Regions from separate parts of the Homo sapiens genome. Here region 1 is linked to region 2. A link is a loop called in an ENCODE intact Hi-C map of the cell type or tissue named here. Cell type or tissue: MCF 10A. All regions are shown on one strand. Links, peaks and the distances in the headings refer to the core of each region. The heading gives the core; the rest is flanking DNA.

Region 1 (15,643 bases), core at 2,662-10,661, 1.8 Mb after region 2:
CACAAAGAGGAACGAATGAGCCCTTGAGCTTTAAAAACAAATGAACTCACCCCATAGATCACATTATAGATTCTAGATTTAGGGGTGGGCATTATTGATAACAAGGGAACCGGCAAGAAGAGTTTAGTGCAGTCAAAACGCACCAGAAGGTAAGAGATGGTTCCTGTAATCTCAGCTTTGTTGCTCCTTTTTGACCTTAAAGGTACTTAACTCTTTACATCTGTTTCCTTGCCTGCAAAATAAAGATTTTTTGATTTTTTTTTAAAAACCTCTTGAAAAATTAAGTCTGTGAAATAATTTGTAAATTTGACAAATGAAACAAGGTTTGAAATCAGGGAAAAGGCAGATTCCGTGGTAGAAAGGAAGAATATGTTCCATTTTTAATAAAATAAGAGGCTGAAAGAGGAGAAAATAAACCCCAAAAAAGTTTTAAAATCATACTTATAAACAAGAGGATAGGGGCACGAGGCAGAATTTGGGAGGAAGAAAGAGAAAACATCAGGTAACCCCCGAGTGTGAAAAATCTCAGCGAATTCCAGGATTACACAGGCTGCAGGCAGATCCAGGATTACACAGGCTGCAGGCAGATCCAGGATTACACAGGCTGCAGGAGGATCCAGGATTACACAGGCTGTAGGAGGATCCAGGATTACACAGGCTGCAGGCAGATCTAGGATTACACAGGCTGCAGGCGGATCCAGGATTACACAGGCTGCAGGCAGATCTAGGATTACACAGTCTGCAGGCAGATCCAGGATTACACAGGCTGGAGGAGTATCCAGGATTACACAGGCTGCACACAGATCCAGGATTACATAGGCTGCAGGCAGATCCAGGATTACACAGGCCGTAGGAGGATCCACGATTACACAGGCTGTAGGAAGATCCAGGATTACACAGGCTGCAGGCAGATCTAGGATTACACAGGCTGCAGGCAGAGCACAGCGTCTTTAACACCCCCCCAAACCCCGATTAGAATACAAATCTTTTCCCTATGAGAGAAGTTAAGGGCTACAAAAAAAAAAAAAGATTCACAAACCAGGCAAACAAGAAAAAATAGCACAAAAATAACACGAATGTAAAGGATGAGGATCAACATTTCTGCTGAAGAGGAAAAACATGTACATCCCCTCCTGTCTAGGTGGCTCTAGAAATCCTTCCTTTCTCCTGTCCTGGAAGACCTGCCTTTCCTAAGGCAAGCTGAAGTCTACCAGCTTTTGGAAACTGATCTGCTTTTGAATTCTCTGAACCTCCCTTATGTAACTGAAAAGGAGTCTAAACCCTCCCGGAGGGAGATAGGAAGTGGCCGTCCCCATGCCCCAGTTCAGCAGTGGAAGAAGTCGCTGCCCTCAGGACCCCTCCAGGCACACACAGGAGTCTGTGTCTGACCCCACAGAATGGCTCTTTCAGTTCCTCAGGGCCTCGGGGTCCTCAGATTTAAAAAACAATATCTGAGCTGTGTTGAGTTTTTGGCCATTGTCGCCGCTTCCCTCTGTGCCCTCTGGGGCTAGGAGTGAGTGTGTGTGCACAAGTGTGTGTGTGTGTGAGGTGAGCAGTGGTGGTGCTGGCCATGAGCGTGGTCGCCGTGGTGGTGCTGGATCCTCCGTCTTAGTCTCACAGGCAATCCAGTGGGTTCTTGGTGTTGGAAAATTGGTGCTGTCGAGGCAGTAGCCCTTGCAAAGAACCGCTCCCAGCCCCCACCATTAACCCTCCAGGATGAATGACTCCTCATCCCACAGCGGGTTCCTTACCCTAAGGGACAAACAGTCCTTGCCTCTGAGAGTGATAAGGACAAAGGACTGTTTGTGAAAGCATCTCCAGACCATCTAATAATGGCCGTGTTGAGAGTAAGGTAGAGATGCTCAGTCTTACACATCTCATCCCGGATCCCACCGCCCGAAAGGAATTCCCTGCAACAAGCTGCATAAAATGTATTTTAAAACATGTTTTTACTACATGTAAATGGCATTAGCTGCCTTAGGGCTCCGTGTAATCAACTCAAGGTGAGTACCTCTCTTGCGACCCCAGGCCCCAGCATCCCAGCCCTGAGTGAGGTCCCTTTGCATGTGGAATTGGGGGCCCCACCTGCATCCCGAGCGTGTGGTTTGAATGCGTCAGGCCCTGGATGAAACTCACTCTTCCACGCGAGGGCGAGAGGCTGGGGTGGCGTTTCTGTTGCCTTGCGTCAGCTGCACCAGTCACCTTTTGTATTTTTTTTTTGCATGGGTCCTCCGAGTCCAACCCCAATACTGGCTCCGGCGGCCCCAGCCTCTTGCTTAGCCGCTCCACTGCTGCTGGACGTGCATGTGCTCTGGCAGCAGTTCCCATGGACACATCCCGTTAAGTGAATGGGACGTCAGGATGTGCTAGGTACGTTCTGCCGCACTGGACAGGAGCCTATTGCTGGATGTACTTGGGGCGCCTTTCGGCCCTGCAGCGGTTCGCAGTGTTGGCAACGAGGGCAGCATGATCAACACAGAGGGATAAGTGAAGAGTCCTAGGCTGCATGGTCGGGAAACAGACAAACTGCATGCAGCATGGACAGTGACGCTGCCGTGGCAGCCCCTGGGTGCTCCCCAAACAGCCAAACCGCAGCGAGAGAATCCCCAGAAAACAAGCCCAGGAGTGGAGACAGACCTGTCACCAGCGCGGCCCGGGTCCCCTTTCCCAGAGCCCCTCTCATCCGGCGCGCTGTCCCCAACGCTGGGGCAGCATGCGTGCGTCCTCCAGGGTATCAGGGCACCAGGGCCAGGGGGCAGGGCGGCTGGATGGGACGTGGTGCAGGTGAGAGGCTGACCCAGTGCTAATATAGGCACTGGAGCCGCAAGCCACGGTGTAAATCCCCTGGCCAATATTCCTGCTGTCAGCGGGTGATACCATCTGCATGTCATCCAGATAAACTTAGGTGTGTTCTGGTTACTACAGTTATTGGGCATCATACAACTAATAATGCTTCTTCACTCGCCCAGTTGCTATTTTGCCAGCCATAACTTCACAGTTCTTGCACACTCTCAGCCACAAGGCCCTACAACCAGAACTTTGGTGTTTCATTTGCATGATGACCCTTGCACGTTCTGAGCAACCTGGGGCCTAGCCCATTCCAAAATCTCATCTGCGTCATGAAAAAGAAATTTTTAAAAAATTATGATAAGGGTACTTTTAAAATTATTTCCCATGTATTTTTTGTTATTTTCTAGTGTAATTTAAAAAGAAAAGTGCTGGGAACCAAAAGAAAGAAAGGTGTTTTTTGTTTACAGGTTACATATATCAGAAAGCAAGCATTCCACCTAAATGCCACAAATATAGGCAAGTCTACTTCACACTTTGAAATGTGTAGGTTTTCCTAATACTGGAATATCCTAGACATCATTTTGTAAAAAACCCTCACCTGACTTTCAGGAAACCAAGCCGAATGGGAGACCCTCTAAGAATCTCAGGGACAAAGCCTCCCGGGAGACCCAGAGTGGCTGAAGCTTAGTGACAAGAGCACCCTCCCCCAGGCTGTCAGGGTGTGTGTGCAGCACTCTTGCAGTATCTGGTACTTCCAAGTAGCAGGCATGCCGCCGCACCCTTTCCTAATGAGAGGCTTTGGGAAAGGGAATTCGGAGAGGGCACCGGGCAGGGAGGCTGAGGTGCCTATGGGGGAGGCAGCAGAGACTCCACCCGGGAGAAGGTAGCAAAAGGTGGCTTGGAAAATATCAACGCCCCATGCGGGATCTTGCACTGCTGTATTAGCGTGGGAGAAAGTGCAAAATACGCATACTTCACATGGAATTCCAAAAGAAGACAAAATCACTGAATGTCTTACAAACTGCAGAGTGATTTACAAGAATTGCCTTTCCGTGAATTTTAGGAAATCTCTTTAAGAAATTGGCCAGAAGTGATACAGGATAGTTGTTTCCCAGCATCCCTGGGGGGTTGGTTCCAGGACCCCTGAGGATACCAAATCCAAGGGGGCTCCTGTCCCTGCTACCAGCTGCACACATCCTCTCATGCATTTTAACTTTCTCTGGATTACATACAATTCTTAATACAAAGTAAAGGCTATTGATGGAGTTGTTATAGCGTATTTTTAAAATTTGTATTATTTTTATTGTTTTTTATCATTTTTCTCTGAATATTTTTGATCTTTCATTGGTTGAATCTGAGGATGTGGAGCAGTCGGATGCAGAGGATCAGCTCTGAACTGCTTACTCCTAAGTAGCCTGGTCTCTTTCTGTTTGGAAAGAAAGTTGCAGCAGTGCAGACTAAAAATGGGTATCGAGCCTTTTTCTCCTATTTGAAATGTCTTTATTTTGCCTTTCTCTACATTTCTTTATTGTTTCCCATTTATATGACAACAAGAATCAAAATTAAAAAATATATTTAGGCTGTGTGTGGTGGCTTACGCCCATAATCCCAGCACTTTGGGAGGCCAAGGCGGGCAGATTACTTGAGGTCAGGAGTTTGAGACCAGCCTGGCCCACATGGCGAAACCCCTGTCTCTACAAAAATACAAAAGATTAGCTGGGTATGGTGGTGCATGCCCGTAATCCCAGCTGCTGGGAAGGCTGAGACAGGAGAATCACTTGAACCTGGGAGGAGGAGGTTGCAGTGAGCCGAGATTGCACCACTGTACTCCAGCCTGGGCAACAGAGTGAGACTCTGTCTCAAATTAAAAAAAAAAAAATAGTAATATGTATTTTAAAAAATTTTTTTTACCATGTCTCTGGTGCTTCGGAGCAATACATATTTTTAGAACCAGATCTGTTTAGGTGAAAAACAAGTTTTAAAATTGAAATTTCCATGTAAGTGGGGCAAAGGCTTATTCACGTGGCCAGAATCATTCTGATTTACAAATATGTTTTTCTCCTATAGGTAAGGCCTGATTATACATTTTTGTTATTTTGTTTTAATTCGGGGGATAAAGAAAAAAATCTATTTTTTCATATTTTGTGTTTTACTACTTAAGTCTCCATGATAGAGCTACCATGAAACAAAGGAATGAAAAAAGACACATGAAAGGGGCTTTCTGAGAAATTCTTAGAAGAACTCAAAGTCTCTCCATCTGACATTTGCATTATTACTCCAAATATTCAATGTTGTTCTGTACATTTTAGCTGCTGAGCTCAAAATCCGGGGAGCCTTTGAGGAATGACTCAATTAGATGAGGGCAGCCTCAGAGATCATTAATCCAGACAGAGCTGAAACATTCTGGGAGTCCTTTTAGCCTTCATTTAGAAGACTTTTAAAAAAAATAAATAAGTAGTTAACTCAATCAAGATGAGAGATTGTGCGTCTCTTCCAGGTAGTTCTCCCTTTAGACTGATTTGGAGATAGATGATGGTGGACCCACTGGGTCTTGGCCCGCAGTCATGCTCCTGTAAGATGCTGAGTCACGCTGGGAGGACTCCCAGGCCCTGATGACTGGCTGGGTCTTGCCTCGTGTTCATGCTCCTGTGAAACACTGAGTCAGGCTGGGAGGACTCCCAGGCCCTGCCTCCCAGGCCTGTGGCCTCTGAGCCTCCGCGTGCACTTGCTCTGCAGGTGATGGTGGGAGGTTGTCCTCACTGACTCTGGGTGTTCAACACGTGTGTCTAACAAAAGCATGTGGCAGCTTGTCCTGACCCCTGGACAATGAATGTCTGTGCTGTGGGCTCTTTCCTGGCCTCTGTCTCCAGGAGTCTCTGCCTTGTTTTCTAACAGCATTGATGTAAAGTGGGTTTAGGCAGTAAAATGTGCTGTACTGTGAGCATCCATTTAACTAGAGGCAGCCCTATCCTGAAGAGCATGTCGTGCTTTCAATGCCTTGCTTAGTAGAACTGCAAGCATTTATTTAATTTCCATACTATTTCCTTTTGAAAGAGAGAGGATGGGATGATAGACCCTAGAGGGAGCACTTTCAAGACATTCGTATGAATAACTGGCTACAATACAGCCTCAGTCGGTAGACACAGCTGTTTCATGTACACCACCCTGCTTCAGGTTATGGTTTTGTAAATGGGAGGGAATCCGCACAGCAATGGGTTTATGTCCTGGGAAGGACACATCAGAGGGCATCTGAAAAGCCAGTTGGTGAGCGTCCCAGCTGCGTGATGTGCACCAATGGAAAACAATATGATTTTTTTATGATGATGTATTCTAATGCCTAGATTTCGAGCTCTTCTTTTATGTTAGCCGACACATCTTATGACCTCCATGGACGTGTGGTCAATGCCGCTTCTTACACAGGCTCACAGAGATTGTTTCTTTGGTGGTGAATAGTAAAGACAAGGCCAGGAGCACAAAGGGGACAAGGGGTCAAGTCCAAGGGTTCCTCAGATGCCTCAGATCTGCAAAAGCAACAGGAACAGATGTTTCTACCTGACAAGGGCTCTTGCCTTAAAGTCAGAGTTCCAAATGCTTCTGAGCGTCCCTGTCTTTTACTTTTTGTTTTCTTGTTGTTGCTTGGGTGGTTTTGTTTTGTTTTGTTTTGTTTTTTTAGAATTCGCCTGAATTCTGCACGTTGGCTGTAATGTAAATACTGCTTAAAATATTTTATTATGATTTTTCCATCACCACTCGTAAATGTCTATACAAGACACATTTTTTCAACCAGATAGTAATATGTACAACCAAAAGTTATTTTCTCTTAATATGTACAACCAAAAGTTATTTTTTCTTCAATTCTTCTTCCTTTTTTTTTATTTTTTATTTCTCTTAAATTCTTAATCTCAGGCAAACCCATGACCAGAGATGAAGCAAGATCAGGACTATTTTTGTCTTGAAAATATCCGTGGGGCAGCTCGTGTGGGTTTCAAGATTATTTGTTCATCATCTTCTTTCTCCAGTTGTTTTTAGCAATAGTATCTTTGGAATAGAAAAGAAAATATATACATATGTATATATAACCAAGCGTTTTATTTAATGCAAGTTTACACCTTAACCATCTACAGGAACTTAAAATAGCCTTGCTGTTATTGTTCGTGGTAACTGTCAGGAAAGCAGGCGGGGCGCTAGGTGAGTGGTGCTCTTTCCAACCCCACTCTGCTCCCCAGCAGCCTGAGTGCTGCAGCGCTGAGAGCCGCAGCCTCCCTGAAAGGGAGCTGAGAGGCCGTTTCCATGGAAACCCAGTCAATCTCTTCTGCCATTTCCAAACCCAAGCTGTGCAGCACAGGCTGCCATCTGATTCTATCCACGGGGGATGCTGATTGTCCCACCTGGGCTTCCTTCGTGGAAAAGGCAATGCTCCTAGATGGGCAGATACAAATCGCGTGTTTGTAAATCGATTTCACGCCACGCCCGTGGTCGAGGATCCTGGAGCTGACTCCGTTTGAGAGGCGAAGATCCCTTTTGTTAGATGAACAGTCACTTCCCCATCCATCGACTTCAGAACATTGTATTTTTTTAATGTTGAGATTTCTTAAAGCTAGGAAATTTGTATGTAAATCTATGAGTTTTTAAAGAGCCTTAAATTCTTGAACAGTAACATAAAAATGGATACCAAGAGCGGTTGGAAGGAGGAACCCTTGAAAAGCCATTCTGGGCTGCCTTATGTGGTCTAGAAGCACCACCTAAAGACGGAAAAGCTGAATTACCACCCCCGAAAACCGGGGGCTGGTTATCTCAGGGAGACACAGCCAGTGTTTCCAGCATGTCTCTGCTCTGGGCGCTAGTGAGGACGTTGAGGGCAGCCTGAACTGTGGCGTTCACAGGAACCTATGCAGGCGGGTGGAGAGGCGTCTCAAGAGAAGGAGACGACGTCAGGCCCAGGAGGACTGTGAGCCTTCTCGGGCCAAACAGCTTCCCCACATTCATTCACGCGGCTAGCAAGTGGCACGCCTGGGATGAACGCCCCACCCGCCCAACTCGAAATCCTGGAAATGAGAACAATCCTTTTAAGAGAGAAAAGCCTCCTTCCAATGATTTTTTTCTTCCTCAGTACAGTGAAAGCTCTAAAAATGAGCTAAATCAATATAGTTTTGTTTGTTTTCATGATGAAAAAGGACATTTTAAAAACTTTTTTTACTGAAACCTAATTTGATTTTAAAATTAAGGGCATAGCACTCATCTAACCCCATTGGTGTAGACTTCAGCAGCACACTTGCTATTTTCCGTTAATCTCATAACACAGATACATTTGAGCTTGCAGTCTGCACCTGAGTAGTGCTTATTTAGCGGACTTGGGTAGAGCCCTCCATATGTATCATTAATCTCTTTACATAATCACATTTAATGATGGCCCAGTAATCTCAAAAAAAGCCCTACTTTAAAGACTAATCAATAAACAAAACAAAACTCACAGTGTTCCCCCGCCACCCTCCAAGTTAGCAGTTGTGAGTTGTATTTATACTGAGACCTAATGTTTTCAAAGTAGTTCAGGTTCTCCAACAGCCCCATCCCACCCGAGAAATGCAGCAAGAGTCATCAATTATTTTATTCTACCCTCCCAAATTTTATTAATCCAGTGTTCTTTGGATTTTTAAGATATAAATTGGGAAAGTGCTATTAATAAGCTTTTTAAAAAGGCATATTCTCCTATAACAAGAAGGACACATAAACCAAGCAATAAAAGTATTTGACAGGACATTAAGTTGCCACAGGTGCTGGTTAAAACACCTATTTTCTTATCAAACAATGGATTATACTTTCATAAATGACATTTAAACACATAAAAACTACCACAAAAACTTTTATAGGTAGTAAAAATATGATTTTCACTGAATTATTTGGCTATAATATCTCACTTTAAATTTGAGCAGAAGAGTCAACTTCCTTCTGCCCCAACAAAAAAGAACATCTCAAAAATGTTTAGCCATATTAAAATGAATAAATTTTAAATAAACATGCACTATGTACTTGAATTAGAAAGTTTAAGAATCTTTTTCTTTTCTTAAGCAAAAAGTAATACCAAGTATGTATTGGTGGCTGGTAGGAAAAATTTGTTTCTTGATACATTTTTAATACAGATACATGCACCACGATTAGCTTCTCTTGGATAGAATGATTTTTGTTGCTTTCAAATGTCTTCCTATGTAAGCATATGGGTTTGGAGTTTACCCACATAAGGTGTCATTTGAAAAACCAGCTAGTTAAGTTCAGTCATTTATTTTTTAGACAATAATTACTTAGCAACTGACTGAATAGTCTTACGATCAAACTTTAAGTATATGTGAACAGCTGTTACTTGAACAAAAATCAGGTCTAACAATTGGATTTGGAGTTGTTGCTCATGATATGCAGACGCTGTTTGAAATACCTCATCACTGTTCTGCCCCAAACTCCTCTTTTAAAATCCCCAGTTCCCCTTAGGCTGAAGAGCAGTGATGGGAGCACACAGAAGAACCCTTTACTGCTTCTTCACTCAGTGACCCTCTCATTCTCCCCGGGAGCAGGTCATAAATTAGACTTTTCCTCTAATATGATGTGGAAAACATCCACTTCTATACCCTGAGATCTAGAGTTCTGTTCCCTTTCTTAGGACTAAAGGAGAGTACTGAAAACCATTTACACATCCAAGTATCAAAATGTGACATTCATACACTTAAAATTCGGCCAATGTCATGTGTTCCCACTCTAATCCCTGCCATTCTCCTCTGATCTTGAGAAAGCCCACCTGTAAGCAAGCACTTTGCCGTCCTGGTCTCAGCCCCCAGTACCCTATCCATAGTGACTTTCTGAGTGGAAAGCAAATTGAAATCTCTAGGAGCAGTAGACATGTATTAAAATATTTTTAAATTGTGATTCTTGATCTTGACAAGAATTCGGGTACTCACTGAGGTGGGAAGGGGCATGGAGTATGCTTTGATGCTTCCTACTAGGTGTAATATTGCTCACTAAGTTGCTTTCTCCTTGTCATTTTTGGAGAATTACAAATGTAATGGAAATAAAGGGAATTTTTTCTTAATTTTTACATTCATGGTGGGCGCAAATGCAACTGAAATAGCTCAAAGTGAAAATGTGTTTGCGGTGTGATCTCATTATTCTTGAGACAGCATAGTTAAGAAGTTGATCTCATTATTCTTGAGACAGCATAGTTAAGAAGTTATATGGAGGGCAATATAATTATAAAGCTCTTTTTCTTAAAAAAAGTCTCTGATTAGAGAAATAGCAAGACCTTAATTAAGAAACGGGATGGGGTTGCCTCGGTAGGCTTCAGCAGATGAGTGTATGTCCCCATGAACTGTTCAGAGCCTCTCCACTGACTGACCTGGTGGATCTGAACTGATTTATGTTCTTCATGTCGCTCAAGAGTAACAACTATTTTAAGGTCTATCAAACCTGCCTGAGTGCACAGTGGTCATCGGAAAGACAGTCGGCCTGCATTCCCATGGTCCAGATGCGGGTCGATACCCTCACTGCTCCCTGGGACCACCCAGGCTGGCCGCAGCCCTGGCCAGTCTGTGGAAGGGGTGCCTTTGCAGTGCTGGGGTCTGAGTTCAGACTAAAACCATTCTCTCAGACCCCAGGGCATGTCTGTTCATGTGTGAGCCTTGCTTCCCACGTGGGCTGGTGCAGTAACAAGCCCTGTGGTTGCTGGCTCTGCTGAGCTTTAAGAATGAGGGGAGGAAAGGCGGGCTGTTAGGAGGGAATACAGGTTCTAGAATGAGCAGCCTAGGGACCAAAAGTGCGGCATCTGCTCCAGAGACTGTGGGGAGCGGAGCAGCCACGAAGCTCCCGGTGCTCTGGAAGGTGTGTGTGTGGTCATGGTGACTTCCAGCTCCATGAGGGAGCTTCCGGCTCCACTCAGCCTCTTTCAAGTAGGAAGTGAAGCAATAGAGTTAGTTTGCTTTTTGGATTAAAAAAAAGTTAATTGTTCAGGGAACTTTATTTCTTTCCATTTTAACACAATTTGCATTTTTTATTGTAGGTGCCCCACGCCTGGCTGTGATGGTTCTGGACATATCACCGGCAATTATGCTTCTCATCGGAGGTATGTAGAGATGCTACTCTTCTCTCCAAAATGCTCTTTCTCACTGAAATGGCAGGAATATCACTCACGTCAGGCTCCAAGCCTTGCGAAGTTTGACACCATGGGCAAAATTAAGGATCTAGAGACTCTTAGCGCCATAAAGCAGTGACGTCCTCATTGGAGCTTCTCTTAGAAAGCAAACCTTCCTTTTCCAGGGCCACTGGCTCCTCTCAGGACATCTCACATGCAGTGCAAGTGGCCCCACTGAGAAACATTCCACCTATCCAGCTGCACTTCTTTCTAAATTGGAAGAGTAAAGGCAAAAGAACAGTATCTACTATAAGATCCCTGAGAAAAGCCATCAAGAGACACACATTCTAATGCCACTGAGAGTTGGTCTCTTAAATATTAAGATTGGACCACAAAGCTGTACAGTTATTCTAAGCAGAATGTAACATTAAGAAGCACTTAATGTTACAAAGTCTAGGCACTGTCTCTCCCAAAAAGAAGGTACTGTCTAAAATATAATATAGAGATTTCATCATGTGAGATAACAAAAATTCTATACCACTTGACATTCAGTAACTACTGGATTAACATGGAATTTAGGACAGGCACTATTTAGCCGAGAATGGAAAGAAATTGTGGTACTATTCGAGAAAAAATTTACCACTTGTTAAAGATGGTACACCAGACTATTCAAGCGGGGTGGGCAGGGCAAGAGGTCCAGGCGCCATGCAATGAGCTCCTGTAGTCGGGGAGACTGGACTCAGCTCAAACCCTAATGAGGACAAGTGGGGATTTACAACCAAGGAGCAGATTGGGGTCAGTGGATGGAAAATTCCCCACGGGAAGCACCAAGGAGAAGGGATTTCTGGCCAGACGGACTTGATGGGATCATTGCTGTCATTGCTGATGGCCGGCCAGGGTGGTAGGATATCCAAATGCTCCGACACTGATGGTGGGGAATTGTTCTTAAACTGAGTTAGCAGGATTCTTGCTCAAACTGGATCCTACAAGCACAGAGAGGGAAGCCAAGGTCGGGTGCATTCTAGTAAAGGACCCAGAGGAGCTCAACTAAAGTTTTGGTCAAGAAGAAAACCTTTGTGAACATATCGTCCACACAAAGGCGAATCCACTACATGCTGTGAATGGTGAAGTCATGTTTAGATGTACCAACAGCCAATGCTGAGGTAAAGACAAGAATGTTTCTGAAATAAGACCGATTTAAAGTGAAGTCTCCCTGTATGGGAAACAGTGCTGCATCTATCAAATAAACGAAGTTGTAAGGTAGCTGCTCCCTTTCAGCTCTCTAAATTTTAGCTTATAAAGTACGCAGTCCAGACGCAGATGAGGCCTCCTGCTTTTAACATACTGCTTGCAATAAAAAAGAAAGAGAGAAAAGACAGGGAAGGAAGGAAGGAAGGAAGGAAGGAAGGAAGGAAGGAAGGAAGGAAGGAAGGAAGGAAGGAAGGAAGGGGGAGGGGGAGGGGAAGGGAAGGGAAGGGGAAGGAAAGGGAAGGAGGGAGGGGCAGGAGGGAAGGGAGCGAGGGAAGGGAAGGAGAGAGGGAGATAAAGGAAGCTAGGAGAGTTAAAGACACTGTCAGCAGTGGATAATGGCCCCCCCCTCACCACCCCGCCCCCTAGAGCACGGTTGTCTGTACAGAGTAGCTGAGTGAAACCTGCTATCTGTCCCTGAGTGACCAGATCCCAACAGTCAGAGTGGGGGACCCTCACCTGACTGGCTGGCGTTTTGGATTAGAAACAGAACTCACAGGATGATTGTTTTGTCATTAAAATCTCACTGAAGGTAACTCGCTCCTGTGCTCACATCCCAGCCATTTGAGAGCTATGTTTAAACAGCACGTGTCTATGAAAAGCACACATTGTGAATGCCACCAAAGAAAAATGAAGCATGCAACTTGTGGGAGGATTCTCCAGACTCCGTGCCAACGTTGCAAGCTCTTCACCCAGATTCCTCAGCCTCTGCAGTGCTGGCAAGTGGGGGCAGATGGCTGTTTGCCGTGGGGGCCGTCCTCCGCACCGTGGGACCTGTGCGGCACCCCTGGGCCTCACCCACCAGATGCCAGGAGCATCCACCCCTTCGTGACAACCAAAGATGCCTGCAGTCACTGCTGAGTGTCCCCTGGGGGGACCACTGCCACAGACCCAGGGCAGCAGAGGGCTTATGACATTGATGTGGCTTCACCAGGCAGCACAGAAACAGCCACCACATTTGGTAGAACACGAGTGAGTCGCGCCGTCCAACAAGATTGCCAGAATTAAATCACTGGTTTAGATTAAAAAAAAATTTGTAAAACTCCAATTAAATATACAAAGACAAGAACATTCCATGCTGGTGTTTATTTCATCTTAGAAAAGCGATGTCTTGGTCCTCTCACGTGGCCAGAGCTTCCGGCATGGCGTAATGTCAGCACCCCGTAAGGTGAACACTTCCTGGTCACTTTGTGTCCAAATGTCTGTTTTTCTGATTTTTTTTTTTTTTTGGTGGGAGTTGGCATCATGTAAATTTAGTCCTCATGTGGGTTAAACATTTTATTCATTTTACATATATCTTAGACTGTTAAGTCTTAATATAGCACAAACCCATGATTAAAATCTAAGCTCAAATTTAAGCTACCATCTATGCCTGGAGTAAATGATCCCAGGGTTAAGTCAATGGAGTTGGAAAGTAAGTGTGATTTGTGTTTGACAAATCTGAGACCTAGACAGAGCCCTCTCGGGGTTTTAGCGTACTGAAGGTGGAGCACCTTGTGACGTTACTTGTTCTAGTAACAGCTTCCCTAGTATAGACATCTAAGCGGGGCTGGGCACGTTGCTCAGCAGAAGTGTTGCCTCCACGTGACAGTCCTTACATAAAGCCCCCGCTAAAGGAAGATGGAGGCCCCAGCAAAACAAGTGCAGTTCTGTGTAAATGAGCTGCTGCAGACAGACAGAAGCCAACAAGCAAACAAGGAAACTCTTAAAGGTCTGTTGGCTCTTGGTGGCCAGAAATGCAAGTAGGAGGAACTTCTTTTCATGTTAATCTTCTATTGTCTGTTTCCCAGGAACAGGAAGATAATGTTACCTATAGGCAAACGCCACTTAGACGATGATTCACTGGCCTTCTTTTTCCCTCAGTTATGCCACAATTCAAGGTAGTTGTGTGGGTTCAAGGCATCCTCCTCCTGTACTGTGGGCTGTTGTGAGAGGGGAAGTCACCAAACAATGATCCTGAACCTGTTCAGAGCACAGATCCGCCTCGCGCACCTGTGGTGTCTGGAATTCTCCCTCCTGCTCCCAGGACAAACGCCTCGCGCTTCCGTGGTGTCTGGAATTCTTCCTCCTGCTCCCAGGACAAATGCCTCGCGCTTCCGTGGTGTCTGTAGAATTCTCCCTCCTGCTCCCAGGACAAAGGCACACACTCCAATTCTGTCTGCAGTTGCAGAGCATTCCCAGCTCCCATCTGAGAGAAAACTGAGGCCAAGCCCCAGCCTTCTCCTGGGCCCATTCTGGGAAACTGGGTGAGGAGCTGTCCTCCACCATCTCCACAGATGCGCTGAGAATTAGCGATTTCATTAACTTTTGAATTTGAGGAAACTGAGGGGCCAGGAGATTCAGTAGCAGAGCTGCAACTGGAGCCCATGTCGTCTGACTCCGAGTCCCACCTCCTGGCAGCCCCATGAGCCTAGGATGGCCCTGGAGGAAGTAGGTGTGCCTAAACCACCTAGAGAAGGTGGGGTTGTACCTGCCTCTTAGCGGTGGTGTTTTCTGGCCTCCACATAGCATCTAAAACGTCCCTAAGTCCATTTCAACAAATGTTTATTGGCTGTGATGTTCTATCAAACAATCCTCTATCCGCTGCTTTGCCGACTCTCCGTCCTCAGTGAACAGAGGCCCTGTTGACCAAATGCCTACAAAGGCTTCCATGTCATTCACAGTCATCCATGGGGCTCCTCTTTATACTCTTGTTTTCAAACTAACAGACTGTTTCTTAAGTGTGTCCTCAAAATCCTGTTTTCCAGACCCCTTTGCTCTTTTTTCCGACCCCCCAGGCCCACTTCTTCACCTGTAGTCTCCCTTTGCTCTTTTCTCCGACCCCCAGGCCTTCTCCTTCACCTGTAGTCTCCAGGTCCCGCCAGACAGGCCTGCCCAGGGGTGCTCCTCATTCTCTCTGCGCAGCCGTCCCACATGCGTTTTTCATAGGATCAGGCAAGCAGCAAGAGCTCCAAGGGCCCTGGAGTTGTTCCAATGCAGAAGTCAAGTCCACATTTTCCACAAATGATGATGCTCCAGGAATCCGACTCCCACTAGAACACCCTGTGGCCTCTACGGTTCCCGAATGGCCTCTAATCACAAAAGAACATTCACTGGGCACCTGCTATGTACCAGAAATTACAGTGAGTATTTTACATCTATAATCTCACCATCCTATGAGATTATTGGTATCCTGACTGCAAATGAAGATGCGCGGGCACAGAGATGCTCAGCTGCCCGTCTTGTCAGCGCCTGTGCTCACCTGGAGCACTTCCACTCTGCTCTTTTACAATAATGCGCAAAATCGAAGCCTCCAGCATGGCAGTCAAACGGCCAGACAGTGTCTACCTATGCCACTCCAGTGTGCTGTGGGGACTTTCAACAGGGATCCCAAAGGCCTTACCTGCTGTGAAATGGAGACATCACCAGGTCCTGAAGAAGACAGTGAAGAAACAGGCTTGATGTCATGCAGAAGAGCCAGGAGCAAGTCTGCCTTGGAGAGTCTCAGGTCCCGCT
Region 2 (15,643 bases), core at 2,578-10,577:
CCCAGAAAAAGTAAATACACACAAAATTTTCATGGAATTTAAAGAAGCCCACAGATGCTTAAGAAAGGGCACCTTGCCAAGTGGATGCTAGGCCTGTGGCATACAAAACAACACGTGCCGCCTGCCTTCAAAGGCCCCACTGTCTGCAGAAGAACTTTCCATGCAGAAAGAAACAGCTGAGCCCGGCTTCGACATGCAGTAACAGACGTTGCCTTGCTTCACCACAGCCACCCTGCGGGGCAAGCTATCCACTCTGCAGATGAATCAGCTGGGGCCTTGAAGGCAGGAAAGCCACCCGAGGTCACCTGCGCAGGGAGGGACTGAGCTGGAACCAGAACCCAGCACAGCAGATGGCGCGCACAGGGGCCCTTGGGGCTCCAGAAAGACAACCTGCGTCCCAGGGAGATCCATCACCCACACGCTCCTTTTTCCTTCCTGGGTTTTCTTTCCCCAGGGCCTGACCGGCCTTCTCCTCCTGAACTCCAGCTTTCCCAGAGGAAAGCAAAGCCATTTGAAAGGCCGGCTCAAGGCCACCTCCAACTGAGAACCCCACCCCCAACCCCAGCCCGTCTCTCAGCCCCGCCACCCAGCCGTAGTTAGGATGCGTCCAGCGCCTGTTGTCTGATCTCAGCTCGCCCGGCCTTTGAGTCCATGTTTACACATCTGTCTGCCCATCCAGATGAAATTCTTTAAGAACGAAACCACATCCTATGCTGCCTTCCATAGCTGACTGTATTTTAATGAATTAATGCACGTGGCTTCGTCCCTGGCAGTTCTTGTCAGCCGTGACTTCCCCGCCACAGCAGTGCAGTGCCCCCGCTCGCCGCCTCGGATCAGTCACAAAGCTCACGGTGCGGAGAACAGAAGGGCCTATTTTTATCCTCGTGGTTTCGCTAAGCCTAGGCTGTGGCACCGATAAAGCCATGGAAGAAGGCACCCTGACCCCTGCCCTCCACACCCTGACCTCTGCCCTCCACACCCTGACCCCTGCCCTCCACACCCTGACCTCTGCCCTCCACACCGAGCTGGCTCCTACAATCTAATGTGCTTCCAAATCACCTACGAGCTGGTTAAAGTGCAGATTCTGACGCTGCAGATTTGAGATACGGCCTGAGGCTTGAGATTTCTCCAAGCTCCAGGGCGATGCTGGGGCTGCTGGGCCATGGCCAGAGGTTGAGCACAGGGCTCTGCCAGCTAGCTGCCCCATCCGACGTGGCAGCCACTAGCTATGCTAAATTCAATACTTCTCTAACGCTAAAATCAACTTAATTTAGTGAAGTTAAAAGTTTGGATGCTCTGTCTTATGAGGTAAGTTTCTAGTGCCCAACAGCCACATGCGGCAGAGGCGACAGGCTGGGCTGCACAGCTACAGAACTTTCCATCGTGGCACAGCAGACGTCCTGTGGACCCATCTGTGGGGCGGGAGGAGAACAAGAGCTGGCAGAGAGGTGGTCCCAGAGCAGTGGCCTGAGCCAGACGTGAGGCTGTTCTCGGAGCTCCGTAGGGGCTTCAACCCTCCTGCCTTGGTCCTGCCAAGACATGAGGATTCTCATGGAAAGGGCTGGAGCACCCTCAGAATAATGCCGCCATCCCCGGCCTCCCTGGGCTCCCAGGAGGCAAGGAGATCAGCCTGCGATGATGGAGGTGCTGGCTGCCTGGACGGGCTCCTCCCGACCCCTGCGCAGCCCCTGGCTGAAGTGGGTGTCCCGCTCACTAGGTGGGGACCTGATGTTGAGGAAATGTCCACTCTTCAGGCACAACAACCTCCCACCTCTTCCTCCCCCCGCCCCATTCCACTGGGAGCTCGCTGGCTCTGCTGACAGCAGGCTACCCACATCCCCCACCGGAGCGGGCAACAGGCTTTGCAGCGCTCCAGCAGAAGCACAGGGCAGCGCTTAGGGGCTCCAGCAGAAGCACAGGGGCAGAGCTCAGGGGCAATGCTCGAGGCTTGTCTTATGGCTCCAGCTGCAAGAGGCCAGTGGTTTCCTTAATGCTGTCCCTTTAATTAGGCAAATACTTAAAACTTGTCATTCTAAGGCTGGGCACAGTGGTCCATGCTTATAATCCCAGCACTTCGGGAGGCTGAGACGGGAGGATCCCTTGAGCCCAGGGGTTTGAGACCAACCTGGGCAACACAGTGAGACCCCATCTCTGAAAAACAAAAGTTTTTTAATTAGACAAGCATGATGACACACACCTGTATTCCCAGCTACTTGGGAGGCTGAGGTGGGAGGATCGCTTGAGCCCAGCAGTTCAAGGCTACAATGAGCTGTGATCGCACCACTGCTCTCCAGCCTGGGCAATAGAGTGAGACCCTATCTCAAAAAACAAACAAACAAACTAGTCATTCCTTTGACAGTCACATAAACTGTGCATGTTTTCCATGTTGCCCACCCTCATACAACACTCCTGGGACACATGTGCCAGCCTGGGTAGGGCAACTTCAAGGTGCTGGGCCCCCTCCACCTGCATCCACGCCCCATTCTTCTCCCCGAATGTGGGTGGAGCCCAGTGGCTCACTTCTGGTGAACAGGACACAGCAAAGGTGATGGGTGTCACTTTCCAGGTGAAGTTCCGGAAGCCTGTGACTTACGTCTTGACCCCTGCCCCTGCCTTTTCTCCTTTATTGCCCTGAAGGAGCAGCTGTCATGGTGCAACCTGCCCTGCAGAGAGGCCAGCAGCCAGCACGGAGCTGACCCCACCAGTGACCTGGGGAGTGCACGAGGAAGCAGTTCCTGTCCGCAGAGGGAGGAGAGTAGCCCACGGACACCTCGACTGCAGGCTGAGAGAGGGTCCAGGGAGCGGCTCAGGCACTGACCACAGACACAGGGAGGTCACGGATGCTGCTTTAAGCCTCTAATTCGTGCTAACTTGCTGTGCCGCATTACACAGCCAATGCAAAGCGCTTCTTTATCCATGGCAACCTTCGCCTGAAAACAGTCATGCGGTCCTCTTTCTGCGCCTTCCAGGCAGAGTTGCAAATGCCCTGTCTGTGACACGACCCCAGGGAAATGGGGCATGAAGTCCAGAACTGACTGAGAATACGTTTCTTCCACTCAGCTGAAGGGAAACACGCAGAAAAGACAGTCACGTTTCCTGCACACCTGAGGGTTCACTGAGAGTCACACGCACTGACTGTGTCATCCCAGAGCTTCTGGCAGTGTCTGGCTCGTGACAAGTGCTCAGGGAGTGTGTCTTGAGCTCTTCAGCTTCCATCAGATGATAACCTGAATGTGTGGGTCAGATGAACTAGCTTTCATCTAGAAAAAGCACAACCCTAAGGAGCAAGCTTGGGCAGCCTCCTAGACGGCCCCAGCAATCCTCACCTCCTGGCACTCATACGTTGGTAAATCCCTTCCATGCTGAGCAGGACCACCCAGTGCAACCAGCAGGGCCTTACAGAAATGGCAGAGCGTGGTTCCGAGGCTGCGCCATCAAAGCCACTGCAGCCGTTGCTTTTCCTCCCGTGTGGGGGATGCAGCCACAGTCGCAGTCCACCGCCTCTCCTCACGCTCACACCTCTTTACAATGTGACTTTGCAGGTTCTCCCATCAAGGGCTCTTGGATCACTCACATGGAGGGAAGCCAGCTGCCTTGTCATAGGGTCATGCAGCAGCCCTCTAGAGAGGCCCACATGGCAGGATCCAAGTCCTCCTGCCAACAGCCAGCAATAACTCGCAGGCATGTGAGCAAACCACCTTGGCAGCTGATCCTCTGGCCCAGTCAAGCCTTCAGATGAGACCGTGGCACCAGCAGATATCTTGAGTGCAATCTCTTGAGACTCCTTGAGACAGAACCACCCAGCAAAGCTGCTCCCAAGCTCCTGGGTCACAGGAACCATGCAAGCTAAGATCTATTAATCGTGGGATAATTCGTTACACAGCCATAGATGATAAACCCCAGCAGGGAAGCCTGATGGGGGATGAGGGATGAGAAAGGCTTAGAATAAGACTGAGGGCTGCAGCACAGGGGTAGCAGGAGCGGGAAAGATACACAGGACATGTTGGAATAGGCTTGGCCCTCACCAGAGTCTTCCCTCAGCTCTGCCACGCACCATCATGGCCCACGGGATGAGGGAAACGAGGTGAGCTTGAGGTCATCAAGGATGAGCAGAGCATCTCGGTGTGGTCTGGCAGCACCCTCGTGGTACCTGAGCCCAAGAGCAATGCCAGAAACTGTCTTCTCGACACCCACTGCTGCCACAATCCCCCAACAAACTGTGATGGAATTTTTTAGCAGAAGGACCTACCCCAGCTCACAGTGCCTGACACACCTTCAGGGAAAGCGGCAAGGGCTGGATCGTAGCTGGCAGGACGCAGGTCCACTTGGGCCACCAGGCCTTCAGTTCAACACATGCCCAGTCCTTGCCGGTCACCTGGAGTGGCCTTCCCTCTCCTCTCCAAACCCTGCCACAATGGATGTCTGTCCTGATTCTGGCCACATCTGAACTTCCTTCACACAAGTGGCAAACTGCAAACGTGGCCACAGTCCCTCACACCCCTGTGCAATGGAACTCCACAGCTTCTCCCATCATGGGCAGAGTCTATTTCCTGACCCCTGGGCTCACCTCATGACCAACTTGGGGCACAGAAGGAGACAGAGTGATGCTCCAGCTCTGAGTGGAGGCTTCGGGGGGCCCCGTGTGCACCCACTCTTTTTGAAGCAGCGCCAAAATGCTGCTGCCACCCTGCAGACATGTTCAGGCCAGTTACTTGAAGTGAGAATCTGCAGGCTGCAGACAGGCCTCCCAGCTGATGCACTGGAGACCAGCCACCCCACCAGCTACCCAGAGACACCAGAGTGAGCCCAGCCAAGACCATAACAACTGCCCAGCTTAGCTCAGTCCAAATTGCTGACTACAGAGTTAAGATTAATGGTTAAATGGATGGTTATTATTTAAAATCACTAAGTTTTGGCCAGGCGTGGTGGCTCACGCCTGTAATCCTAGCGTTTTGGGATGCTGAGCCAGGCTGATTGCCTGAACTCAGGAGTTCAAGACCAGACTGCGCAACACGGTGAAACCCCATCTCTACTAAAACACAAAAAATTAGCCGGGCATGTGGCACACGCCTATAGTCCCAGCTACTTGGGAGTCTGAGGCAAGAGAATCCCTTGAACCGGGAGGCTGCAGTGAGCCGAGATCACGCCACTGCATTCCAGCCTGCTAAACGAGCGAGACTCCATTTCCAAAAAAAAAAAAAAAAAAAAAAAAAAATCACAAAGTTTTGGGGTGGTTTGTTACACAACAAAAGCTAACTGATATACGCTGTTTGGGATATCTCCATCCTTAGGAAACACATTTTCTTCCCACCATAGAAATGGAAAAATATGTGCTTCCCAGCCTCCTTTGTATCTAAGGCATGGACGCCTACAAAGCTTCCATGTAGAATTGTGCGGATTGTAGCTCTATGAATAGTGGCTCTGGATTTGTGCAGTGCACAACCTGTGCAGGCCCACAAAATGGCCCCGAGCTCTAGGTACCAGACAGACCGGCCCCCAGGCTCTGCACAGGAAGCTAGTGAAATGCAAACACAGCAGCACAGCCGCTTCCATAGCAACAGCGGGCAGCCTAGCAACCACCCGCACCTGCTGCTGGCAGCCGAGGGGCCCTTGCAGGTCGTGGTGGGCGGCACAATCCATGGGCTTTGTTCCCTTCCACACGCACCGAGGCGGGGCTCCGGGCCTCCCAGAATTCCTGCGAGCTCCCAAAACGCTTTCAACAAATTCCCTTTGTGCTTAAATTAGCCCGACTGCGATTTTCCTGCTTGCAACTAAGAAACGTGTGGTTCTTGGTTCCGAACTGCTGAGCTGAGCCGGGTTGCGTCTGGTGACCTCAGCCCTCACCGGCCACAGACCCTGATGGGCCCACAGGGGAAGCGAAGGGCACGGTTTCCATGCAGTGACCTTGAGTTGCCTTCTACGGCGTGGGCAGAGCGCGAGAGCAGTTTCAGGCCTAAGGGAGGAGCATCCGGATGAATAGCTGCCCGCGAATAAGGACGATTGAGAGCCACGCGACATCTGTCAGGGATCTCGTCCTGCCCCTGAAGAAACGCCGGGCATGTTTCCCGCCTCCCCGGCCGATGGAGCTCCGCATGGGGTTGGCCCAGCCTCCATCCAGAGTTCGTCTTTGCCATCAACGGCCAAAGTGACCTTTCTTTCTCCTGACTGCTCTTTCGGTCGTCAGGTCTACGTGGCTGCTGTCACCGCAGGGACACAACGTGGGTGCCACTGAGGATGAGAACTCACGCGGAGCGAGGCCGGGTGCTTTCTGAAGAGTCTGACACCTCGGCCTCTGCCTCCTGCTCCCGCCTGCTCTTTGTCCTTTCTACGCCTTTAACTCGTCTCCCTTCCTAACACACACACACACACACACACACACACACACACACACACACACACACACACACACACACACACACACACACACACACACACACACACACACACACACACACACACACACACACACACACACCCCCCCCACCCACCCACCCACCCAAAAAGAATTCCCGCAAGCATCGGCGGCCTGAGCGCCCTCCGTGGCTCTGCAAACCTCCCCGCGCCTGTGTGGGCGCCGCCGTCCTCGTCCTCTTTTCCCACTAGATGGCAGTATGGAGCCACGGATCCGCCGCCACCGCCGGGCAGCCCCAGGCTGTGTGTCTGCGCTCATCCATCTCAGCCCACGCTTCAGAGGGCTCTGAGAAATACACGCGTGCCAGCTCTCCGGTCATGCCTCAATGCAGCACCTAATAAATCCCGGCTCTCTCCTTAACCAAACCGTTTCCCTCCTACTTTGCAGATCAGATTCTGCAGTCTACACAATAGGTCTCCTCCTCGGAAGTTATGGGAATAAAATCAGGGTAATGGTTCTGACTTCAGGCCCAGTGTTTATAGCCCCTCACGTTTGCTTTAAAGCAAGCATAATCCTACACTGCTGAATTAACCAGGTACAAAGAAAGGCCCCGTGCGCCTTCACTGTGCCTGCTATTAACACAGACTCCCCTCCATGAAGCCTGGTGGAGGGTCTGCAGGGTGGGGACTGCGTGACAGTGGGTACCCACATGGGAGGGGTAGTGTGGAGGCAGAGGTGTTTGTACCCAAGCTCCTCGCCTGTATGGGAGTAAACTGAGCCCCAGACAAGTGCGAGACGCCCCAGGAGCAGAGCATCTGGAAGGGAGGTGCACGCACTGCTGACCCCCACAGAACTATGGGGCAGGTGGCTGCCAGGGCCCACATGTTCACCGGGCCGAGGGGCTTCAAGGTGCTGCTGGGGCTGGAGCTGCAGCTGCCCGCTTGCCCAGGCCTCACCAGGCTTCCACCTGACAGTCACCGTGGTGCGCTGTTTCTCTCACTCAGTAGCCAGCAAACAGCGCTCAGCATCAGTCCTGGCAAGGCAGGCTGCCTGGGTCAACTCAGGGGCCATCAGCCCGGTGGCCGGCCACAGACAGGGAATCCTGGCTGCCCCGAGAGCCCTGTGGATGCCACTCCGGCCCCCAGGAGGAGCAGTGGGAGCTCCTGCAGGAACCTGGAACAGGGCTTTGCTATCTAATTCCCTAAACCCCAGAACCCAGAGAGTGTTCCCTCCTCCAGGAGGTGTCCCGGCTTCCTCTGCCCTCTCAGCCAGCGCTGCCCTCTTCCCTTCCAATTGAGGGCACTGTGCAGCCAGTGCCGAACGGCTCTTGTTTTCTGCAAGAATCAGACATAAGAGGGGAGAAAGGGGTGAAGACCCACAGATGACGGCTCCGTGCCTTCCAGGGCACTAATGCATCACGTCCAGTTCCTCACAGAACAAATTTGGAAAACGTCTTAGACGCTGCTGAACAGCTGTAGCTGGGGAAGCTACGGGCAGCAAGTCCTCGAATTGTTTCATCCAACCTTGCTTCGTTGTAACACTGATGAGGAAAAACACTGAATCCCAGCTGGGGCCGCTGTCTGTGGCGTCTGTTTGTTCTCCCCATGTCTGCGTGGGTTGTCTCTGGGCACTCTGGTTTCCTCCCGCGTCCACACGTGTGCACGTGAGTCCCTGGTGTGTCTGCCCGGTCCCTGTGTGAGTGCGGGTGTGTTGCCCTGCGATGGGACAGCGTCCTCTCCAGGGCTGGAGCCCACCCTGCACCCTGAGCTGCCAGGTCAGGCGTGGGCCACCCGCACCCCTGAACCAGAATCACTGGGTAACATGGATCTTATTTCTATTAATCTTTCTTAAATGTATGTGTAAACCACATTTACTTCAGTATTTAATATTAGAAGTGTTTGGGGGCCGGGCGCGGTGGCTCACGCCTGTAATCCCAGCACTTTGGGAGGCCGAGGCGGGTGGATCACGAGGTCAGGAGATCGAGACCATCCTGGCTAACACGGTGAAACCCCGTCTCTACTAAAAATACAAAAAATTAGCCGGACGTGGTGGCGGGCGCCTGTAGACCCAGCTGCTCAGGAGGCTGAGGCAGGAGAATGGCGTGAACCCAGGAGGTGGAGTTTGCAGTGAGCCGAGATCGCACCACTGCACTCCAGCCTGGGCAATAGAGCGAGACTCCGTCTCAAAAAAAAAAAAAAAAGAAGTGTTTGGGGTCTTTTTTCGAAGTCTGGTGATGACCCTGTGACCAGAATGACACCCTAGGCACTTCAGTCTTGCTCATTAACGCGCCCATTGTGGAACTGGTTTCATTAACTGCCATTTCACCCAAGCCTGCCATTTCCAAGAACCTATGACGTGTGTTGCCGTTTCTATGAACCCGTCTACGGCGTGCATGAGAACGTACTGTCCTGGGCTATGTTCACCACTGCCTGGCACCCAGGCTTCTCTACGGGGCCAGGTACTCAGTACTCAACACCCAGTACTCTGCCACGCCGACCGCCCTACACACATCGTGTCATGTAATCCTCACAAGGCCCCAGTGGGAGGCATGAAAATCATTCACTCCACCAATGAGGAAACTGAGGCTTAGGATGTTTCTGTAACTTCATGAAGATCACACTGTCACTTGAAGTCGTGTCCCAGCCTGGGACACAGCGGGTCGTGTGATGCGCTGGTGGAAGAGGCGGCCGTCTGCCCACATGGATTTGCAGGAGGACAGGGGTTGGTGTTGGAGCAGAGAATGGGGGGCAGTGGACAGCCTACAGCCCCGTGGACACTTGGACAAAGATGCTGTGGGCAGCCCTAGGGGAATGGAGGCCCAGCTGGCAGGCCTTCCCTGTGGCCAGGAGTCCGCACATGGAAGCAGAGTCTCCACCCACTCTGTGGGCAGCACCCCAGACCCTGCAGGATCCCCGAGGCCAGCAGCACCTCCAGGACTGGTGGACCTGGGGCAGCCAGGGAGGCTTTGTGGGCAGTGGATGCCGCCGTGCAGGTGAGGAAGAGCCAGCCAGCCTCACATGCACAGAGCTGACACCCTATGTGTGCACGAGAGCTTTGCCAGTGTCAGGAGCGTCTTGGCTCCCCCAGCCTGGGCAGAGCAGCCTCGAGCATGTGAAAGCCTCATCAAAGACAGATGGGAAGACATGCTTTCCTGTGTGACTGGGAGACGTGTCAGGGAGAAGCCACTCCACATAATGAATAAGACTCATCCATTAAAATAATTACCTCTGCTCCTTAATGGGGGGAGAAATGGAAAAGAGGACAAACCTCTCTAGGCCAAAGAGCTCTCCTGCTCCCATCCTGAGGGCCCAGACTCATCACTAGCACAGGAGTGGGAGAGGCTGCCAGGGCTGCCGGGCTCCCTGGCGCTGCTGTCCCCAGGACACCCACTGCCCATTGCCCCACACCTGCCCACTGCACCATCATCAGCAGAGCCTGGTCTCTCCTCTCCTGCCTGTAACTCACAGGCCCAGACTTGGCATTGGATTGGTTATCAAATTTGTAAGTGCAGCCATTCAACCTCCAGGTCTGTTTCTCCCCTACAGATAGGGTCTCACCGGCGCACATCAAGGTGCAGTCAAGGAGCCTGACCGCAGCTGGGTTGCGAGAGTGAAGGCTGAGACAACGCTAGTGTCCATCAGGAGAGGATGCGTTAGTGATCACCAGGGAGTGAAGGCTGAGACAACGCTAGTGTCCATCAGGAGAGGATGTGTGAGTTACCCCCAGGGGCATCAGGAGAGGATGTGTGAGCAACCCCCAGGGGCATCAGGAGAGGACGGGTGAGCGACCCCCAGGGGCATCAGGAGAGGACGGGTGAGCGACCCCCAGGGGCATCAGGAGAGGACGGGTGAGCGACCCCCAGGGGCATCAGGAGAAGATGGGTGAGCGACCCCCAGGGGCATCAGGAGAAGATGGGTGAGCGACCCCCAGCGGCATCGGGAGAGGATGGGTGAGTAACCCCCAGCGGCCACACTCTGGAATACTCTGCGGCAGGATGGGAGAAGCAGGCAGGCCCCATGGGCAGCATGGGAATTGCCCCAAGACAGGTTGCTGATGAAGAAGGTGAGAAAGAATGCCCACCCCCGAGGCATTCTCCAGATACGTTTTAATCGTGTGTGTATGTGTGTGTGTGTGAGTGTGTGCATGCTCTTGAAAAAGGCCTAGAAAGACTGACCCTCAACTAGAGCAAAGTTGACTGAAGTAAAGGAGGATTTTTGCTTCTTAGACGTATGTGTGTGTCGCGTTGAACATATTACCAATTACATTCACATGGTCCCTGTGTCATCACACGCGCAACCCCTGCAGCCTGTCTGGGGCCCTATATTTCAAGGCCACCTCAGCGAACCAGAGAGTTCAGAGGCAATGGGGGGATGAGGGGTGCGGGGGCTGAGGGAGTGGCTCTGCGTCCTCACGGGGATGATGGACAGCAGGGCACAGCCTGTGAGACCAGAAGTGGGGACCACTGAGGACTTGCCCATTCAGTGAGATGACCTGCTCAGTGACAACCCTCCCCACACACAGCCTGGCCCCCCAACACACAAACACAGCAGCATCCCCCAATTCTTCAGCTATACTCCAGGCATTGTTGGAACTGCCACACAGAAAACCATGGGTCTGACAGAGTCAGAAACGGAGAAATATTCAAACTGACTGCTTAGTAAATGAATGCATGGGTGAGCAGATAGAGGGGTGAGTTAATGGCTGCAGTAGCTTGTAAGCACCAGAAGGATATACGCACCAGTAGGAAGACTCCATCTCTCATACACAGAGTCTGCGCCAATGAAGCAAAAGCCTGGTCGCTCTGACGGGCTCCCTTCCAGCAGGCGAGGCAGCGGCACCTGCTTCTCCAGCTGTACATCATTCCCTGGAACCTGCTCCATGAAGACAAGGTGCTCCTCTTCCCATCCAAACAAACCAGGGACCACTCAGGTCCGGAATAAACTTGTTTGCTATGTCCTTCCAATGAGATGAGAATTAAATTCAAGGAGATATCAAGAAATTCCTGTCAAGAACTGTGAAAGGCCTGAGATTTTACCCTACTTACAGTCCCAGGTTCATGGGTGCTGGCTGAAGACATGAGACTTCTGGGTCAGAGATAAAGGACTTTGTTACTTACAGCAACAGCCATAGCTGGGGTATTGGCATTTCTGCACCAGTATCCTGGGCTCCACTCCCTTCAGGGGTTCAGGAAGAAGGCAGACAGCACCCGCACATGCAGTGGGTCCGTTACAGGGAGGACCCTTGAGCCTAGGGAACCCGGTTCTTCTCTAGCAGGTAGTACACATGCCTGCACTCTTTCCTGGAGGGAGACATCATCTTTATTATGCTGGACAGTAACCATGCCTGCCTGTTGCCACAGAACGAGACACTCTATTTTCCAAGGCTGCGGGCAAACCTGCCCTTTTCTCCGGTGGGGAGACAGGGAAGGGAGACACTATCTTTATCTTCCAAGGCATTTCACTGTACAAACACCCAGAATAGATAACTTAGAACAAAGGGCCGTCGGGGCCTCCCTCACAGGATGTGCACAAATACACCCACCCCTGGGAGCCAGCTCCACAGCTCCCTCTCGCCCCACAACACCAGCTGGGAGGGAATGTACATGTACGTGTGTTCTATTTTAAAAATGAAGATACTTGTTATTTTTATTGGGATTCTGAAATACAAAAAAAAAAAAACCATGAGGTACTGTGGCAGGCAGCTTCTGAACTGACCCCCAGTGGTCCCCACCCCCTGGTATTCACCCCCATGTATGGGCTGCACCCGGTGCCTCGCCTCAAGCTGGTAGAGCACCACAGAGGGAAGGCACGTGCTGTGGTTTGCTGTTGGGCCTCTCCAGATCTCATGTTGAAATGTGACCCTCATGGTGGAGGTGGGGCCAAATAGGTGTTTGGGTCGGGAGCGGAACCCTCATGAGTATCTTGGGTGCTGTCCTCAGTCCTTACCCTAGTGAGCAAGTTCTCACTCTGCTAGTTCCCTAAGCTGATTGATTATGCAGAACAGCCCGGCACCTCCCTCTCTTTCTTCGTGGCTTCCCTCTCCCCATGTGATCTCTGTGAGTGCCGGCTCTCCCTCCCCCTCCACTTGAGAGTGGACGCAGCCTGAGGCCTCACCAGGAGCAGATGCTGGCACCACGCTTCTGGTGCTGCCTGCAGAACCGTGAGCCAAATAAACCTCTTTGTTGATCTGTTGCCCAGCCTCGGGTTTTCCTTTGTGGCAACGCAAATGGATGCAGACAGCAGGATATGTCCAGGTGAGCTTAGGAAAGGCTGCGGCTTCTCTCTTCGGCTCTTCTCCTGGGCTGCTCTGAGGAAGGTGCTGTCATGTTGTGGGCAGCCCAGGGGAAGGGCCCCTGTGACAGGGAACTGCGGGAGCCTGTGACCCACAGCTGGTGGGAAACTGAGGCCCTCCATCCAACAACCCAGGAGGACCTGAGCTCTGCACAAACCACACGAGGAGTGACCTTGGTTCCAGCTTGGGAGAGGCCCTGAAGTAGAAGACTGAGCTAAGCCCTGTGCCGATTCCTGATCTGGGAGGTAATCAATCTTTCTTAGGCCACTGAGTTTTGGGGTAATTTGTTAGGCAGCAATAAATAACTCATACAAGCCGGGTGTGGTGGCTCCTGCCTGCAGTCCCAGCTATTCAGGAGAGGTGGGAGGATCGCTTGAGCCCAGGAGTTCAAGGCCAGCCTGGGCCACATAGCAAGACCTCACCTCTACAAAAGTTAATTAAAATAAAAGATAACTAATACAGCTATTGAAAAAATTAAGAGAACAAAATGACTCCACACATTTAGTAGTAAAGTTTGGAGAATTTTGTTGTTGTTTTCCTGAAATCTGGGTTTGAAGCAAAGCAAAATTGTTTTTACATGGATAATAGTGTGAAGGAACCTATATTGTAATGTAATTTACAGAAGTGTTGGTCAAAGTGAGTTCTTTTCCATATAGAAATTAAAAGGTAGTAATTCAAGACCCCATTGCCACTATTTGGACTTAACTACTGCACTACTTAAAGATTTTATTGTATAGCTTGGACAAAGGCACAAGCTTTATGGAAGAGCAATTCTGGGTAATAATTACATAATGACATTGGGGCTACAATACAGGTAATGAAACTCTGCTTCTTCAGAGACAGCACCCCAGGAACACTTTCATTTTCCTCTTAAGCATAGGCCATTTTCTCAGTTTAGACAACAGCCCTCTACTCAGTGAGCCTCCACCCTTCACAGAGGGACAGCTCCCTGGCTGGCACCATGGTCTGGGCTCTGTCCCTGCCAACCCTGCAGGGACATGTGGGGCCCCCAATGGGCAGCCCCAGCCTGAGGCTCACATGTTCTCCTTGTCAAACTCACACATGAAGTACATGGTGGTGTGGCAGGCCACGTCGTTCCAGCCGCCCGAGGCCACCATCTCCACGCAGTCCTCCTCGTCGTAGGCATTGTTGGGCTCACCGCTGCGCCACTTGTTGAAGGTCCGCATGGGGGAGTGGTCAGAGTACACGAAGGCGCCCTCCTTCTCCAGGTCGTTGATGCCGATGAAGACACGGGCCAGGCCGGCTTGCGCCAGGTATGCGGCCATCAGGCCATTGGCAGCCTCGTCCTTGGGCATGCTCAGCGTGCCCCCGCGGCCCTGGCAGGACAGCTGGGCGTCCGCGTAGCGCTTCTCCTCCTTCACCAGCAGGTAGATCTTGCTCTCCGTCTCGCGCACACCGGCGACAGCTGTGGGGTAAGGCAGGGTTGAAAAGTGAGCACTTGTATGTGTGCAACAAACTTAAGGCACAGCCACAGGCAGCAGGGGCCGGCAGGGCAGGCAGGGCAGGCGTGGGCACGGCAGAGCCCTTGCCGGGGGGCTCAGGACAGGGCTGGGAGGTGGGAGGGAGCGAGGGCGGCGCCGGGAGCCACATACCATTCTTGATGAACTTGAGCTCGCTGGTCAGCTGAGAGACCTGGTTGTCCATCTCCCCGATGGCCTTGCGCAGCTGGCTGCACTCACATGGGAGGCCTGCGGGGGCCAGGCCCACGCGTTACAAACGCTGGATGAGGACTCGGACTCAGAAGAGAGGCGAGGACCCCTCCCCGGAAATGCACATTTTACTCAACAAACGTGCCCCACGGGCCTTTGAGGCCGCAATAACCATCACCCACTTCATCCTAAAGGCAGGGGGAGCAGGGAAGGACCTCCACAGGAGTGGAGGGAGGGCAGACACATGTATTTCAAACCTCTCCAGCTGTAGGGGGAAGAGAAATGGAGGTGCAGGGGTGGGAAGCAGCCCAGGGCAGGGTTGGGAACCAGGGAAGCAGGTCTGGCTGAGGGCGTGCAGTGAGAAAAGCTAGAACATCTGAGGAAGATGGTGGGGATGGCCAGCAGGCCTCCATGGCTTGGGGGCACTGCAGGGCTGAGGGGAGCTGAAGGGCGCAGTGGCGTCTGTCAGGAATGGAAGAGGTGGTGGGGCCATTCCATTGCTGGCTGGGCAAAGGAGGTGGAATCTGCCAACACTCAGGTGCCTGTGACATGTCAGGTGGGGAGTGGGGGCCAGGGCAGAGCTGGGCATCGTGGGCACACACAGGGCGTGAGGGACGGCTCAGGGAGGGAGGACAGAGCAGCATCACCAGGAGCACCTGCAGGCCGTGGGTGAGGCCTGGGAGGAAGTGAGGAAGGCAGGCCGCGCCCACAGGACAGGTGCTGCCATGGTCTGGTGGGAGGATGGCTGGAGCGGCCCTCAGACCCACCACCTAGCGATCAAGGGCTGTCCCAGCTGGATGATGCGGCAGGAATGTGGAGGGAAAGACAGGGGCCCGGGGTACAGAACTCTGGGGAGCTGCACACGTGAGGCCGCTAGAGAGGAGCTCTGCGGCTTTGCAGTCGTTTTGCTTTAAGACAAGAATTGCTTGCATATATTGAAACGGTGGTGAAAGGGAGCTGATAGGGAGGGAGGGATGAAGCCGGTGTCTGTCCTGACACACAAGAGTGAGCAACACAAGTGGCCTGATGAGAGGGACATGGGTGGGACGCAGAGCCATGGTGGGAAGCCACCTCCCACACTGAAATAACAGGGAACACCTCACAGGCCTTTCTGGCAACAGATCTCATTCTCAATGAGCTCATTCCGTTCCCATACGCCTGTGACCACACGCGTGCTGCTCCTATCCCTGCATCACATCTGACATCACTGAGAGCCACGGGGCATGGAGAGCCTGAGATCTGGGCCCAGGCAGACAGTCTGGGCTCCAAAATCGAGTATCTGTGCCCCTGTGGCTAGGCGGGAAGTCCCTCTGATGCCTCGCAGACGGCA

What was found. A loop is a pair of places that touch in the nucleus more often than their neighbours do. Peaks named below come from ENCODE experiments on the same cell type or tissue, not always from the same donor. Only the 100,000 strongest peaks of a DNase experiment are listed, where the experiment ranks them.
Region 1: it touches region 2 in a loop (14-fold over the local background); 3 of 110 quality-filtered maps call a loop at or near these places.

The regions. Positions count from the first base shown.
Region 1 is chr2:1,846,889-1,862,531 of GRCh38, reverse strand. MYT1L (myelin transcription factor 1 like) reads left to right here. Exons shown (of 25, transcript NM_001303052.2): 19 at 10,829-10,891. It overlaps LOC107985838 (a long non-coding RNA gene), which reads right to left. Exons shown (of 4, transcript XR_007086191.1): 4 at 10,868-10,934. Among named protein-coding and RNA genes, the nearest start is that of PXDN, 110 kb to the right of the region's middle. In MCF 10A, for the core only: a CTCF peak has its summit at 7,523; no DNase peak of the experiment used is centred there.
Region 2 is chr2:3,642,153-3,657,795 of GRCh38, reverse strand. COLEC11 (collectin subfamily member 11) reads right to left here. Exons shown (of 7, transcript NM_024027.5): 6 at 14,257-14,352; 7 at 13,152-14,069. The coding sequence ends at 13,678. It also overlaps a transcript of ALLC not described here. Among named protein-coding and RNA genes, the nearest start is that of ALLC, 8.2 kb to the left of the region's middle. RefSeq lists enhancers at 5,616-5,855, 5,107-5,855, 5,966-6,245. In MCF 10A, for the core only: a CTCF peak has its summit at 6,628 (motif pointing right); a DNase peak (open chromatin) is centred at 6,635.